Regions from separate parts of the Homo sapiens genome. Here region 1 is linked to region 2. Evidence: read pairs that join two places in POLR2A ChIA-PET (ENCODE). Cell type or tissue: CD4-positive, alpha-beta T cell. All regions are shown on one strand. Region 1 overlaps CBFA2T2 (CBFA2/RUNX1 partner transcriptional co-repressor 2). Region 2 holds the start of CBFA2T2 (CBFA2/RUNX1 partner transcriptional co-repressor 2).

Evidence for each region. ChIA-PET counts read pairs that join two places held together with the same protein. Peaks named below come from ENCODE experiments on the same cell type or tissue, not always from the same donor. Only the 100,000 strongest peaks of a DNase experiment are listed, where the experiment ranks them.
Region 1: POLR2A ChIA-PET joins it to region 2 with 10 read pairs; 9 of 35 experiments call an interaction of 5 or more read pairs at or near these places.

What each region holds. Positions count from the first base shown.
Region 1 is chr20:33,593,861-33,596,360 of GRCh38, forward strand. The region is part of intron 1 of CBFA2T2 (CBFA2/RUNX1 partner transcriptional co-repressor 2); the gene reads left to right. Among named protein-coding and RNA genes, the nearest start is that of C20orf144, 67 kb to the right of the region's middle. In CD4-positive, alpha-beta T cell, no CTCF peak of the experiment used is centred here; no DNase peak of the experiment used is centred here.
Region 2 is chr20:33,488,593-33,491,092 of GRCh38, forward strand. It overlaps CBFA2T2 (CBFA2/RUNX1 partner transcriptional co-repressor 2), which reads left to right and starts at 1,504. Exons shown (of 11, transcript NM_001032999.3): 1 at 1,504-1,709. The coding sequence starts at 1,676. RefSeq lists an enhancer at 671-1,219 and silencers at 1,314-1,533, 1,544-1,823. In CD4-positive, alpha-beta T cell, no CTCF peak of the experiment used is centred here; a DNase peak (open chromatin) is centred at 1,329; H3K4me3 peaks cover 1,622 bases; H3K27ac peaks cover 1,041 bases.

The sequences.
Region 1 (2,500 bases), 110 kb after region 2:
ACATATCCCAAAGGGTCTCCAGGGCCCCCAACGGTCCCAGGACCATATTTTGAGAACTGCTGAGTAGATCATGGCATTCAAGCCAAGGTAAGTTTATGTTTTATTGTAAGAGCAATAGGAAGCCATTAGAAGAGTTCAGGTCTGTGGGAAGATCTGTTTTAGGTTTTAAATCAGCACTTTGGATACTACGTGATGAATGGACTGAAGGGGTTAAAAGCAGAAGCAGAAAGAATAGTTAGGAGGCAGATGAAGCAGTCCAGGTGAGAGATGACAGTGGCTAAATTCTAGCAATAGAGATGGGAGACATGACATACTGTGACATATTTAAGAGCTGGACTGTCAGAATTTACTGCTATATTTCTTTCTTTTCTTTTTTTTTGAGACGGAGTCTCACTCTGTTGCCCAGGCTGGAGTGCAGTGGCGCAACCTCGGCTCACTGCAACCTCTGCCTCCTGGGTTGGAGCAATTCTCTTGCCTCAGCCTCCCGAGTAGCTGGGACTACAGGCGTCTGCCACCACACCTGTCTAATTTTTATGTTTTTAGTAGAGACAGGGTTTCACTGTGTTAGCCGGAATGGTCTCGATCTCTTGACCTCGTGATCCTCCTGCCTCGGCCTCCCAAAGTGCTGGGATTACAGGTGTGAGCCACCGAGCCCGGCCTACTGCTAGATTTCCTCTAGAAGGTTCTGTGTTCCGCAGACATTTAGCACAGATGTATCAAATGCTGGAACCCAAGAGACCTGGCTTTTTGAATCGTAGGAAAGCCATTAACTAGCTGTGTGAGAAATTGATAGCGTTTTTCCCTGTCTCCCGAAAAAAAAGTGAGGTTTATTTTTGGCCAAGAAGACTAAAGTTAGCTGATTCTCCATCAGTCTCAGATTCTCTGAGTTCTCTGACTTTGGCTGCGTATGTGTGGCCCAGGCAGTAATGTGACACACCTTTAAGTGGTTGGGATTCAGTCGATTTTGATTGTGGTAGGGGTGGCTTCCATACAAAGGCAAGATGCTAATCAAATTTAATTTAAGTCTTTTCTGTTCATGTGAGAAATACTAAGCTGGTGGAGACCTGAAACAGATGGTGTGCAGTTGGAGTAGATAACTATATTATTCTAAATAAATATTTGCTGGAGCTGGGAAGCAACAATCCATATTTCATTTTTTCCCTATTTACATTTTCAGGTCAGCTGTGTTGCTACTGTTTTTAACTTGCATTAAGGTTATCAACAGACTTGGCAATTACAATATATCTTTAAATGTTGAAATAATTAGCATTGGAAGAGACCCTCAGCACGTAGTGCTGTAATGATTCTTAATGCATTTCTGGTGGATAGCTGTCTAATAATATCTTACACTTGAAAAAATTTTTTTTTTGAGTCGGAGTCTCACTTTGTTGCCCAGGCTGGAGTGCAGTGGCCCAATCCCGGCTCACTGCAACCTCTGCCTCCTGGGTTCATGTGATTCTCCAGTCTCAGCCTCCTGAGTAGCTGGGACTACAGGCGCACACCACCATGCCCAGCTGATTTTTCTATTTTTAGTAGAGACGGGGTTTCACCACGTTGGCCAGGATGGTCTCGATCTCTTGACCTTGTGATCCGCCCACCTCGGCCTCCCAAAGTGCTGGGATTACAGGCATGAGCCACTGTGCCTAGCTTAAAAATCTTATACGGTACTTGTTTTTTAATTTTCATTTTTTTTTTAATTTATTTTTTTTGAGAGCGGGCCTTGCTCTGTCACCCAGGCTGAAGTGCAGTGGCACAATCTCGGCTCACTACAACCTCTGCCTCCCAGGCTCAGGCAATCCTCCCAAGGAGCTGGGACTATAGGTGTACGCCACCACTCCCAGCTAAATTTTTGTATGTTTTGTAGAGATCAGGTTTTGCCATGTTGGCCAGGCTGGTCTTGTACTTCTGAGCTGACTCGATCCACCTGCCTCAGCCTCCCAAAGTGCTGGGATTACAGACGTGAACCACCATGCCTGGCCTACAGCACTTTTTAATCTGTTACTTTATTTGCCTTTTAACACCTCCCTTCCTCTGTTTTACAAATGAAGAAACCAAGGCTCTGGCATGACTTGTCCAGGGTTCCACAGTAGCTGATAAATTGGCAGAAAAATCAGGATTCACAGTCACAGTTTCATGCCCAGTTTTCTTTCTTCCACAATAGCCTACCTTTGACTATTCAAGAATATAAATCTCTAGCTGGTCTGGAATTTGGCTGTTTTGCCAAACTGACCTTTTCATCTCATCTTTTGCTGCATACAGCTTTTTATATTTACTGTATATTCTGTTTCAGCTAAGAGATGGTCTTAAATTGAGGGAGTAATGAAAATTTTATATTAACTCTTTCCTGGCTTAAGGTGCTGTAGCCACTGTATCTGTCTCAGTTAAGTTCTGGGGCGAGATCTGTGTGCAGTCTCTTAAATGTTAATATATTCTTTGTTACACATAATATACTTGTTCTCACCTTCATTGTACCTGTATTCTTAATGATACTTTGATGAAA
Region 2 (2,500 bases):
GAGCTTCCCTCTGTTGCCCAGGCTAGAGTGTAGTGGCGCGATTTCGGTTCACTGCAACCTCTGCCTCCCAGGTTCAAGCGACTCTCCTGCCTCAGCCTCCCGAGTAGCTGGGATTATGGACACCCGCCACCGCGCCCAGCTAATTTTTTTGTTTTGTTTTGTTTTGTTTTTTGAGAGGGAGTCTCGCTCTGTCACCCAGGTGGGAGTGCAGTGTCGTGATCTTGGCTCGGTGCAACCTCCGCCTCCGGGGTTCAAGCAATTCTCCTGTCTCAGCCTCCTGATTAGCTGGGATTACAGGCTTGTGAAACCAAGTCCAGCTAATTTTTGTATTTTTAGTACAGACGGGGTTTCACCACGTTGGTCAGGCTGGTCTCCAAATCCTGAGCTGTGATCTGCCAGCTTCGGCGTCCCAAAGTGCTGGGATTACAGGGGTGAGCCACAGCTCCTGGCCTTGTTTTGTTTTTTTGATACGGAGTTTTGCTCTTTTTGCTCAGGCTGGAGTGCAATGGCTCCGATCTCGGCTCACTGCAACCTCCCCCTCCCGGATTCAAGTGATTCTCCTGCCCCAGCCTCCCGAGTAGCTGGGACTAAAGGCACGCGCCACCGCACCAGGCTAATTTTTGTATTTTTATTTATTTATTTTTTTAGTAGAGATAGGGTTTCACCTTATAGGCCAGACTGGTCTTCAAACTCCTGACCTCGTGATCCTCCCGCCTCGGCCTCCCAAAGTGCTAGGATTACAGGCTTGAGCCACTGCGCCCGGCTCTAAGTTTTGTATTTTTAGTAGAGACAGCGTTTCGCCACATTGGCCAGACTAGCCTCGAAGTTCTGACCTCAGGTAATCCACCCTCCTCGGCCTCCCAAAGTGTTAGGATTATAGGCCTGAGCCACCGTGCCTGGTCTATTTTTTATTTTTATTTATTTATTTTTTTAATAGAGACGCTAGTCTCAAACTCCTGAGCTCAAGTGACTCTCCTTTGGCCTCCCAAAGTACTAGGATTACAGGCGTGGGCCACCACGCCCGGCCAACAGTTATTAAAATTACGATGATGAAATTTTAGGCATTTAGAATACTTCAGGCCAAAAACACTTTGAGCCAGGGGGCTCGCTCAAAGGCATGCGCAAAAGCCATCAGGCCTGTACCTGGAGAACTCAGGTGAGACGTTGCCACTCGTTGTAATCCCTCCCCCTAGCACTCGGCCCCCGAGCCTGGGCCACTGCCCTGGCTACACCGGGAAGTCTGGAGCTAGAAAGTGGGCCGTGCGCGTGACGGGCGCGCGTGACGCCGAGGGGGCAGGTCTGAGAAGCAGGCTGCGCCGGGATTCGGCGGTCGGTTCCCGCGGAAGGGGCGGGTCAGGTTAGGGGGCGGTGCTTAATGGGAGCTGGTCTTGGGGCCGGGCTTCCGCGTGCGTTGGCCTGGCGGCGAGAGCGCGCGGCGGGGGCGTGCCCGGCGGGCGGGGCGGGGCCAGCCGGGGGCGGGGCGGGGCGCGGCCTAACGGCGGCGGCGGCGGCGGCGACGGCGACAGCAGCGGTGGTGGTGTCTGGTTAGCTCGGCGGCTGCAGATCTCGCGGCGACGCCTGCGAGGGACCCGGGCCGCGGGTCGAGGCGGGCGGCGCCTGCGAGGGACCCGTGTCGCGGGTAGAGGCGGGCGGCGCGCGGCGGCGGCGCTCGGCGATGGTAGGCGTCCCTGGAGCGGCCGCCTTCCAGCGTAAGTGGGGCGTGAATGCGGGCGGCCGAGGGGGGCGTGTGAGGGCCTGCGGCTCCGCAGGCGCGGTGATTCCGAGTGCCCCGGGCGCGAGGCCGGGAGTGGAAACTGAGGCCCGAAGCGGGGCGGCGGATCCAAGGTCACGCAGCGGGGCGGGCCTTCCCGGGCTCCTGAGGCCACCCCGTCGCTTCCTGCGCCGCCCGAAGAGCTCGGGGCTCACGGTGTGAGGGAAATTGTGGGGCCCGCGGCCTCGGAACTTAGGCCGGGCCGGCGTCCATGGGACTTGCCGGCGGGCAAGAATCATTTTGTTGTCCCAGCGCTGGGGCCACGAAGTCCGGCTCCTGGGGAAATACTACACCCGCCCGATGTTGAGGGTTGGAGGAGATGAGAATGGCCCCTCGGAGGGCCTGTTTGAGCGCAGGCTCAGTAGTTGGCTACCTGGGTTCACATCCAGGCTTCCCCATTTAGGTAGTGACCTTGGCTCTCCCGGTGCCTCAGTTCCCCCATCTGCAAAATGGGGATGTGGAGCGGGTTCCCTCCCTCCCCCAGGGTTCTTGGGTTTTGTGAGGCCAGTAAAACGCTTGACACCGACCGTGGCACACACACAATTGTGAAAACTGTCATTATTGTAATCGTCCTTTATTAATCTGATCCAGTGTGCACCGCACTCGGAAAAGTCCGAAATTAGGCTCTAGCCGTGTTAAGATTTTGTTTTGTTGTCTGTTAGTCCTGCTCCATGATCTAATTGTTATTCTTACTTCCATTTAGCCATTCCAGTATTTATCTAGTGTTCC